Regions from separate parts of the Homo sapiens genome. Here region 1 is linked to region 2. A link is a contact called in ENCODE Hi-C or POLR2A ChIA-PET data. All regions are on one chromosome and are shown on one strand. The core of a region is the stretch at or near the end of the contact, and the rest is flanking DNA. Distances in the headings are between cores, read along the strand shown. Region 1 holds the start of SFN (stratifin). Region 2 holds the start of AUNIP (aurora kinase A and ninein interacting protein).

Region 1 (5,722 bases), core at 1,338-3,837, 1.0 Mb after region 2:
ACCCAGGCTGGAGTGCAGTGGCGCCATCTCGGCTCACTGCAAGCTCCGCCTCCCGGGTTCAAGCGATTCTCCTGCCTCAGCCTCCCGAGTAGCTGGGACTACAGGCATGTGCCACCATGCCCGGCTAATTTTTTGTATTTTTAGTAGAGACAGGGTTTTCCTGGGTTAGCCAGAATGGTCTCGATCTCCTGACCTTGTGATCCACCCACCTCAGCCTCCCAAAGTGCTGAGATGACAGGCGTGAGCCACCGCGTCCGACCTATATTCACTATTTATAAATTGGAGAGAATAAGAAAATCAAAAGGGCCAGGTGTAGTGACTCACACCTGTAATCCCAGCACTTTGGGAAGCCAAGGCAGGAGGATTGCTTGAACCCAGAAGTTCGAGACCAGCCTGGGCAACATGGTGAGACCCTGTCTCTACAAAAAAATACAAAAATTAGCTGGGCGTTGTGGTGAGCACCTTATTCTTAGGAAGCTGAGGCAGGAGGATCACCTGAGGCCAAGGAGGTTGAGACTGCAGTGAGCTGTGATCATACCACTGTACTTCAGCCTGGACATCAGAGTAAGACCCTATCTCTAAAAAGGAAATTGAGAAGAAAGAAAATCAAAGGGAAGCAAAATCACTCACTCTCACTACCTCAAGATACCCTCTAGAAGTTGGTATTTTAGTGTGGTTCCTATTGTTTTCTGTGTCAGTTCTCTGATTTGAGCAAAATCTTTGGGACGTCAAACTTAAAATCCCCTTTACTTCCTTGGAAACCCTGTAGCATTAGCCCAGACATGTCCCTACTCCTCCTTGTGGCAAAGAGAAGGATCTCGTCTTTGGTCCCCAGAGTTCTGGCCTAAGCCTCCCTCCAGGAGGGAAGATGAGTGTTCAGACACTCAGAGTAGCTGGGGGAGACACAGGCCTGTGAAATTATCCTGGCTCAACTATTAGGTCGGCAGAATCCCAGTGAAGGGAGCCCTACCTCTGAGCCCCATCTAAGCTTTGGCTATGGGTGGGGCAGATAAGCAGGAATCCATCCCTATAGGCTCAATGCCAACACCCTTAGGTGAAACTCTTGATGAAACTTGAGGCCAGGGCTCCGGCAAGCAGGGAAAGAACGTTGGCAACAGAGGTCTCCATCTCTGAGGACTCTGCCAGGGGTCAGAGATGGGGCAATGGTCAAAAGGAAGGAACAGGCCAGGCACAGTGGCTCATGCCCATAATCCCAGCACTTTGGGAGGCTGAGGCAGGAGGATCGCTTGAGCCCAGGAGTTTGAGACCTGCCTGGGCAATGTAGTGAGATCTGCTCTCTATTTAAAAAAAAAAAAAAGGAAAGAACAAGTAAACTTCTGAGAAACAGGCTGGGGGAGGCATCACGTAGCTGGAATTGCTGCCCCATAAAACAGAATGGTATGTGTCACTGCCACCTCCCTTTCTCAGTCCTCTCTCTCCCCAGGTTGCTAGCGTCCCCCCTGGGGGATCAAACTGGACTGCTTCCCAGCCTCAGACAGAGAGCAGTCTGAGTCAGGCAGGAAAGTGGGACAGCCGGGGAGCTGGACCCCACCCTCTGTGAGCCCCGCTGGTACCTGATGGCATGTGGCTTGGAGAGGGCAGGTGACCTGGCGTGGAGGGCCAGAGGGTAAATCCTCAAACAAGTGGCAACAGGCCACCAACTTGAAAGGGAAAATTGTGTAGTGATGGGAAATGTGTCCAACAAACCTACTGGGTGACTAATTACAAAGGCTGGGCTGGAGCTTCAGAGGCTGCTTGTTAAACACTTCATTAAGCGGCACTCTGAAAGCTGCCACCTGCGCATTCTGGGAGCTCAGAGGGGACCCTGAGGGGGAATGAGGCCTGGAGGATGGAACCATCTTCAGGTAGACTGAGAAGGAGCCTGGATCTCACTTCCAAACACAGTCTGGAGCTCATAGGTCAGAGGCCTCAATGGGAGAAAAGCTAAAGGAAGAGGGTGCAGAAAGGAGTTTCAGGGAATTGGTGGCTATGTGACTTTGAGCAAATCTCACCCCTCTCTGAGACTTAGTGTTCCCATCTCTATGGTCCTGTGTGTGTCACAGAGACATGGTGGGGATTAAATTCGATCGTGAATATGAAAGTGCTTGGGAAACTCCATGGCCCTACCTAAACATGAGTTATCCTCACCTGAACCAAGGGGGGAAGTTACCTGGCAGGATTAGGAACCCCATCCTCCTGAACCTTTATGGGCTCTGTCGAGGCTGAAGCAGCCAGGGGCTAAAGCCGTCCTTAGCCCCTGGAAGGGCACTGTGAAAGTGGATCTGATTTGAGAAGCCGTTTCCTGATGTGGGCAGCCATGTGATGCCAGCCCCGAACAAGAGGGGGCAGCCTGGAGCCTGGAAAGGTGCCAGTGCAGGTGGGGCCCACGCCCAGATTTCTCCTGCTGACTGTTCTGATGATTCACCCCCACATCCCAGCCTTTTTACCTTTACTGCAGAGCCGGAAAGGGTGTGGGGAAGAGAGGAGAGGGAGGCAGGTCTTGGGCCCTGGTCCCGCCCCCTGCTCCTCCCCACCCTTCTCTGGGCCTGGCCACCCAGCCAAAAGGCAGGCCAAGAGCAGGAGAGACACAGAGTCCGGCATTGGTCCCAGGCAGCAGTTAGCCCGCCGCCCGCCTGTGTGTCCCCAGAGCCATGGAGAGAGCCAGTCTGATCCAGAAGGCCAAGCTGGCAGAGCAGGCCGAACGCTATGAGGACATGGCAGCCTTCATGAAAGGCGCCGTGGAGAAGGGCGAGGAGCTCTCCTGCGAAGAGCGAAACCTGCTCTCAGTAGCCTATAAGAACGTGGTGGGCGGCCAGAGGGCTGCCTGGAGGGTGCTGTCCAGTATTGAGCAGAAAAGCAACGAGGAGGGCTCGGAGGAGAAGGGGCCCGAGGTGCGTGAGTACCGGGAGAAGGTGGAGACTGAGCTCCAGGGCGTGTGCGACACCGTGCTGGGCCTGCTGGACAGCCACCTCATCAAGGAGGCCGGGGACGCCGAGAGCCGGGTCTTCTACCTGAAGATGAAGGGTGACTACTACCGCTACCTGGCCGAGGTGGCCACCGGTGACGACAAGAAGCGCATCATTGACTCAGCCCGGTCAGCCTACCAGGAGGCCATGGACATCAGCAAGAAGGAGATGCCGCCCACCAACCCCATCCGCCTGGGCCTGGCCCTGAACTTTTCCGTCTTCCACTACGAGATCGCCAACAGCCCCGAGGAGGCCATCTCTCTGGCCAAGACCACTTTCGACGAGGCCATGGCTGATCTGCACACCCTCAGCGAGGACTCCTACAAAGACAGCACCCTCATCATGCAGCTGCTGCGAGACAACCTGACACTGTGGACGGCCGACAACGCCGGGGAAGAGGGGGGCGAGGCTCCCCAGGAGCCCCAGAGCTGAGTGTTGCCCGCCACCGCCCCGCCCTGCCCCCTCCAGTCCCCCACCCTGCCGAGAGGACTAGTATGGGGTGGGAGGCCCCACCCTTCTCCCCTAGGCGCTGTTCTTGCTCCAAAGGGCTCCGTGGAGAGGGACTGGCAGAGCTGAGGCCACCTGGGGCTGGGGATCCCACTCTTCTTGCAGCTGTTGAGCGCACCTAACCACTGGTCATGCCCCCACCCCTGCTCTCCGCACCCGCTTCCTCCCGACCCCAGGACCAGGCTACTTCTCCCCTCCTCTTGCCTCCCTCCTGCCCCTGCTGCCTCTGATCGTAGGAATTGAGGAGTGTCCCGCCTTGTGGCTGAGAACTGGACAGTGGCAGGGGCTGGAGATGGGTGTGTGTGTGTGTGTGTGTGTGTGTGTGTGTGTGCGCGCGCGCCAGTGCAAGACCGAGATTGAGGGAAAGCATGTCTGCTGGGTGTGACCATGTTTCCTCTCAATAAAGTTCCCCTGTGACACTCCTCCTGTCTCTCTTCCAGTTCTTGGCGATGGGCTGGGAGTGGGACTGGAATCTGACTTAGAGACCCTGACTTTGGACCTCTGAGTTAGGGCCCTGAACTCCCTAGGTGGCTCAGTGGCCCGCACGCAAGACTTTGAGTCCAGGTGAGGCCGGGGTCCGGCTCTCTCCATCACGGCGGCCCCAGTCAAACTGGACGGGACCGGGAGGGTCGGGTGAACCCACAGGAGGCGCCGTGGCTCCTCTGCCGGGCTGAGGGGAGGTGAGTGGGAGCCACGGCGCGGGAGGCTGACGAGCTCTGGTGGAGCGGGGCAGGAAATAGTGAAGTCTCCGGCGTGAGATCTAAGGACAGCGCCGCAGTAGTGAGCGGCACTGAGCACCCGATTTGCAGGCGGGTCACAGTTTCATCAAGGGCTCAGATCTCAGCGGAGGGGAGTACGATCTGAGGAAGGGGTATAGCGCCGCCAAAAAAGCCTAGATCTTAGGAGAGGGTCACGTCCCACAGAGTTCGGAGATGGAGACAAAAGGAAACGGGCTGAAGGGGAGGAAGGACGAGCTGGGTGGGAAGGGCCGCTGGGAGCTGTGCCTACCGAGCCCGCTGCCTGAGCTCTCTGCAGCCAGCAACACGCCGGAACCTGCAGCCGCCTTGCTCCGTCCCGCCTTCGCAGCCCTGGACTGGAGGCGGGGCCCGAGGCCAATACCGCCCAATCACAGGAGGGAGCTGCCCCAGGGTACCGCCCCGGGGGCCTGACTGGCCAATGGGAAAGTGAGCGGCGGAACGCGCGCGGCGAGTTTCCCGCCGCCCGCCAGGCCTGGCGGACACCACGACTCGCTGACTGACTGAGAGGCGCCCCCGCCGCCCGCTGAGCGCCGAGGGGCGGAGCTTTCCCGGTTTCACTCAGACAAGTTGCCGCCCGTCCGGCCCGAGAGCTGGGAACCCTCTAGAGCAGCGGGACGAGCCAGGATCGCAAAATGCAGTGCTTGCCCGTTGAGTCATCAGCTCACCCGGCTGGGCCTGGGCCGGGCCGGCCGCGGGGGTTGGCTGGAAAAAGGCCGCCAAGATGCCCCCACCACACTCCGAAATCCAAGCAGCCCTGGACCTGTCGCCGAGAGGCTTGGATTGTGTCCCTGGCTGGCTGTGCGACCTTGGAAAAGCCGTTATACCTCCCTGGGCCTCAGTTTCCCTCTTGTATCATAAGGGGCTTGGACTAAAGGCTAACACAAGAGTGAAAATGGCGGTTTTGGCCGGGCGCGGTGGCTCACGCCTGTAATCCCAGCACTCTGGGAGGCCGAGGCGGGCGTATCACGAGGTCAGGAGATCGAGGCCATCCTGGCTATCACAATGAAACCCCGTCTCTACTAAAAATACAAAAAATTAGCCGGGAGTGATGGCGGGCACCTGTAGTACCAGCTACTCGGGAGGCTGAGGTAGGAGAATGGCATGAGCCCAGGAGGCGGAGCTTGCAGTGAGCCGAGATCACGCCACTGCACTCCAGCCTGGGCGACAGAGCGAGACTCGGTCCCCCCACCCAAGAAAAAGAGAAAATTTGCGATTTTGGACTCAGACAGCCTGGGTTTGACTCCCAGCCTGCCTTGGCCAAGGCTCTTAATCTTGCTTACCTTTGTGTCCTCATTTATAAACAGGGGAACTGAAAAACAGTACCTTCCTTTTATAGTTGCTGTAAAGTAACCCATAGGACAGACTCAACAAATGTTAGCTTTTTTTTTTTTTTTAAGACAGATTCTCGCTCTGTCGCCCAGGCTGGAGTTCAGTGGCACGATCTCGGCTCACTGCAACCTCCACCTCCCGGGTTCAAGCAATTCTCCTGCC
Region 2 (5,083 bases), core at 1,908-4,407:
GCTGCAGTGACCCGAGATCATGCCACTACACTCCAGCCTGGGTGACAGAGCAAGACTCCATCTCAAAAAAAAAAAAACAAAACAAACAATAAAACAAGATTAGGCTGGGCGTAGTGGCTCACGCCTGTAATCCCAGGAGGCCGAGGCAGGTGGATCACCTCAGGTTGGGAGTTCAAGACCAGCCTAACCAACATGGAGAAACCCCGTCTCTACTAAAAATACAAATTCACCTGGGCAAGGTGGTGCATGCCTGTAATCCCAGCTACTCTGGAGACTGAGGCAGGGGAACTGCTTGAACCCAGGAGGTGGAGGTTGCAGTGAGCTGAGATCGCACCACTGCACTCCAGCCCGGGCAACAAGAGCAAGACTCCATTTCGGAAAACAACAACAACAACAACAACAACAAAACAGAATTATAGACAGAGAGACAAATATTGGCTCTCCTCTTCCCTGTGGAATATTCCCTTTCTCGCTCTCCTGAACTCTTCCTAATTCTATTTCTGTTCTCTTTCTAAATTAAACTGGTGGCTGGGTGCAGTGGCTCACACCTGTAATCCCAGCACTTTGAGAAGCCACGGTGGGCAGATCACTTGAGCTCAGGAGTTCAAGACCAGCCTAGGTAACACAGCGAAACCCCGTCTCTACAAAAAAAAAAAATACAAAAAATGAGCTGGGCTTTGTGGCACTATGCCTGTAGTCCCAGCTACTCGGGAGGATGAGGCAAGAGGATCACCTGGAGCCCGGGGGCGTTGAGGCTGTAGGTAGTCGTGATTACGCCACCGCACTCTAGCCTGGGTGACGGACTGAGGCCTGTCTCCAAAATTAACTAACAAATCAAAGTGGTATACAAGTTTCCCACGCATCCCATGTCATTCAAGAATGTATTCAAAGGGTACAAATGGCTTATTCCTAATTCAAGGAGTAATAAATAGCTATTGCACATTTTGATTTTTTTTTTTTTTTTTTTGAGACTGAGTCTTCTGTCACCCAGGCTGGAGTGCAGTGGCACGATCTCGGCTCACTGCAACCTCCACCTCCTGGGTTCAAGCAATTCTCCTGTCTCAGCCTCCCGAGTAGCTGGGATTACAGGTACCTGCCACCACGCCCAGCAAATTTTTGTATTTTTTATAGGAGAGACGGGGTTTCACCATGTTGGCCAGGCCGGTCTCGAACTCCTGACCTCAGGTGATCCGCCCGCCTCGGCCTCCCAAAGTACTAGGATTACAGGCGTGAGCCACCGCACCCGGCCATTTTGATAATTTTTGAAAAAATAAAACAATCGGCCAGGCACGGTAGCTCAAGCCTGTAATCTCAGCACTTTGGGAGGCCGAGACGGGCGGATCACTTGAGGTCAGGAGTTCAAGACCAGCCTGGCCAACATAGTGAAACCCTGTCTCTACTAAAAATACAAAAATCAGCCGAGCGTAGTGGCGGGCGCCTGTAGTCCCAGCTACTCGGGAGGCTGAGGCGGAAGAATCGCTTGAACCCGGGAGGCAGAGGTTGCAGTGAGCTTAGATCGCGCCACTGCACTCCAGCACGAGCAACAAGAGTGAAACTCCATCTCAAAAATAACAATAATAATAATATGCCGGGCGCAGTGGCTCACGCCTGTAATCCCAGCACTCTGGGAGGCTGAGGCGGGCAGATCACGAGGTCAGGAGAGCGAGACCATCCTGGCTAACACGGTGAAAACCTGTCTCTACTAAAAATACAAAAAATTAGCCGGGCGTGGTGGTGGCCGCCTGTAGTCCCAGCTACTCAGGAGGCTGAGGCAGGAGAATGGCGTGAACCCCGGAGGTGGGGCTTGCAGGGAACTGAGATTGTGTCACTGCACTCCAGCCTGGGCGACAGAGCAAGACTCCATCTCAAAAAATAATAATAATAAATAATAATAATAAAATGATCAAATTTCTTATCTATAAAACCAGGATAATGACAAAATCTACTTTACTGAATTTTGGTGAGTACCTGCCATTGATAAAGTGTATAAAGTCTCGGCAAAATGCCTGACACATAGAAAGCACTCAATAAAGGTTAGGTATTGTTGTTATTATTTATACACCTCTTTTCTTCCCTATAAGACTGTGAGCAACCTGAGAGCAAGAATCTTGCCCCTAGTGTCTGTTTTGAGCCTGTTTTCCGTATGTAAAATGGGTATCATTACACTATCTACCATATAGAATTGTACCAAACAAGGTAACATACCTAAAACACTTAGCACCAGCATAAAATGCTCAATAAACATGAATGATTATTATGTCGCACTTTTGTTTCTTTACAGTGACTGAAGAGCATCTTGCCTAGGTGACAGACCTGAATGTGATTTCCAGCTCCTTCTAGTTAGGCGGGCCTAGGTTAGTTACTGAACCTCAGTTTCCTCATTCCCAGCAAGAATGACGACACATATAACGCATATTCAGTATCTAATGCAGTATCCGGCACCCAGTGACTGCTCAGTACATAGGAGGCCAGCTCCCCTTCCCATAGCTTCTACTTTTCCCCTCAAAGTTACCGGTTCTGGGCAGGTAGTTGGCCTGCAACTTGGCAAATTGGGTGGAAACAGACCCCGGGGTGAGAATTTCCCCAATTTGCATTCGCATCCATCTCCCAATGCTCCAGCCTCTACTAGGACGTCTCGCAGGGACTGTGGCCTCCTAGGGAGCCTGGTCAGTTCAACTGCTCCGAGCGAACTTTCCCTCCGCCTCTCCCACACCTGAACCTTCGCCGCCCCTCCCTGCGCACCGCTCCTCCAGACCCCCCAACAGCACGCTCTTTCCTTCCGTCCCTCCCATCCTCCCCAAGCCCCGTTTTTCAACCTTCTTCAGACCACAATCCCTCTCGCCTGTGAATCCCCAACGCTGTTCCCTTCTCTGTCCCCGACTTCGCTTTCATCATCTCCAGGTGTCCCCCAAACTCCTCCCGTCTTACGCCTCCAGGCCCTACCTGGTTCCCAACGCCCTCTCATCCCCCAGCGTCCCACCTGCACTTTCCGCCTCTTCAGCGCCGCCGCGTCCAGCCACACGCCGCAGGCCTCCTCCTCGGGGCCTGTCCGCCTCATGGCCGCTGAGGAGACGAAGCCGGCAGGACGCCGGCGCAGGCTCCCGGCGCCTCAGGGAACGCCAGAACCGCGGCCGCCGACGTTCGGATCTCGCGCCAACGCTGGGGGCGGGGCTACGTCGCGACCGCCCCGGGCGCCAGCCCCGCCCCGGCAAGGCCCTGGCCCCCTTCGCTGTGCCCCGCCCACGCACTAACTTTCGCGGCCGGTCCCTTGAGTGCGTGCGGCATATTTCCCTGCGCGGAGGAGTGCGTGTTCTTTCTGATCCGCTCTTTCAAGAGCGGATTCGGAAGCTGCTGTGTGAACGGTTCTCGACAGCCTCAGAAATGTACATTTTCTTTTTGCTGTATTGAAAATTTCTTACAGTATTTCCCGGGCTTAGGAATTTGTTCGTGTCATCGCTGAATCTTCGCGATCACCCCCAGAAGGAAGTGGCTGAGCCGAGATCAGGCCCGTCGACTCCAGACCAGGGGTCCTCGACCTAAGTGGTTACCAGACACTCGAGTGTGCGAACAACTTTGGTAATTTTTTTTTTTTAATGTAAGCGTAACTACGAAGCCACATGGGAGAGGATTTTGAAGAGGTTAAAATTTGGGGTCAGGAACTAGATTTCAGTCCTGCTTTCACCGTTTACTGTGCCTTGGATTTTAAAGAGGATCAAATGAGGTTGTGAAAGTACTTTGTGAATTCAGAAAACCCCTTGGAAATGCAAAAATGTTGGCACCCCCACCCATCCTTCCGTCCCTAACCACAATCTCCATAGATGGAATATATGTACATTATACGTAATGTTTACATATTGTATATGTAAAAAAAATTTTTTTTTGAGACGGAGTCTCACTGTCGCCCAGGCTGGAGTGCAGTGGCGCTATCTCGGCTCACTGCAGCCCCGCCTCCTGGGTTCAAGCGGTTCTTCTGTCTCAGCCTCCCTAGTAGCTGGAAGTACAGGCGCACGCCACCACACCCAGCTAATTTTTGTATTTTTAGTAGAGACGGGGTTTCACCATTGGCCAGGCTGGTCTCGAACTCCTGACCTCGTGATACGCCTGCCTCAGCCTCCCAAAGTGCTGGGATTACAGGCATGAGCCACCGCGCCCGGCCAAAAATTTTGTAATTTTTTTTTTTTGGTGGAGGGAGGATAGAAGCTCAGCCACCTCTTGCCCAGTCTGCAGCAGGTCAGCCAGGAACCTCAACCATCTCTGCAGCCAGAGCCTGTCTTCATGGTGGACAGAGCCATCTCGCTTTGTCACCCAGGCTCGGGTACAGTGGCACAGTCTCAGCTCACTGCAGCCTCAACCTCTTGGGCTCAAGCGATCCTGCCACCTCAGCCTCCCAAGTAGCTGGGACTACAGGTGTGTGCCACCACGCCTGGCTAATTTTTGTATTTTTAGTAGAGATGGGTTTTCGCCATGTTGGCCAGACTGGTCTCAACTTCCTGCCCTCAGGTGATATGCCTGCCTCAGCCTCCCAAAGTGCTGGGATTACAAGCGTGAGTCACCATGCCTGGCCTATATCAAAATATTTATTTATATACACATATTTTATGTGTGTGTGTGTGTGTGTGTGTGTGTGTGTGTGTGTGTGTATTTCATAAGGTCCCCCATGATATTTCAGCAGTGAAGTGATATTTCTAATTAATTTGGGTTTTCTTATCTTCCCAATTTTCCTTCATTGTATATATATTGCTGTGTACTATGGAAAAAGCAATATTATAAAAGTTAACATACTTCTTCGGTGCGCATGCGACGAGGCTCAATATGTGTGGTGGAGTGTGCACGCCCCTGCCCCCTCCACTAAAAACAAAACAAAAAAACCCTCCTTAATTGAAGGAAAAACCAAACAAAAAAAGTCTTTGTCAGATCATAAAGTGGGATTATCATATTTTAAACACATTATTTTAACTACTTATAAAACTTTAGTAATAAAACTGCCGCCCACTCCCTTGCCAAACAAATTTTGTATATATAGATATGGTATATAAGGCCCCAACCCCATCCCCCAGCAAAGATAAAACAAGAACTGCTCCCT

What was found. Hi-C counts contacts between places; a loop is a spot of excess contacts on that map. ChIA-PET counts read pairs that join two places held with the same protein, here RNA polymerase II (POLR2A). Pooled maps may share reads with other maps.
Region 1: a loop to region 2 is called in a pooled map, with 3 times the contacts of the local background. The contact joins the promoter of SFN here to the promoter of AUNIP in region 2. A Hi-C loop is called at or near these places in 1 of 50 pooled maps. POLR2A ChIA-PET finds 5 or more read pairs at or near these places in 2 of 52 experiments (HCT116 and HEK293).

The regions. Positions count from the first base shown.
Region 1 is chr1:26,860,562-26,866,283 of GRCh38, forward strand. It overlaps SFN (stratifin), which reads left to right and starts at 2,588. Exons shown (of 1, transcript NM_006142.5): 1 at 2,588-3,895. The coding sequence starts at 2,652. The coding sequence ends at 3,398. RefSeq lists a silencer at 2,254-2,403 and enhancers at 2,273-3,152, 4,297-4,426, 4,637-4,946.
Region 2 is chr1:25,856,300-25,861,382 of GRCh38, forward strand. It overlaps AUNIP (aurora kinase A and ninein interacting protein), which reads right to left and starts at 3,158. Exons shown (of 3, transcript NM_024037.3): 1 at 2,981-3,158. The coding sequence starts at 3,058. RefSeq lists enhancers at 2,813-3,438, 3,336-3,565, 3,439-4,064 and silencers at 3,056-3,315, 3,916-3,975.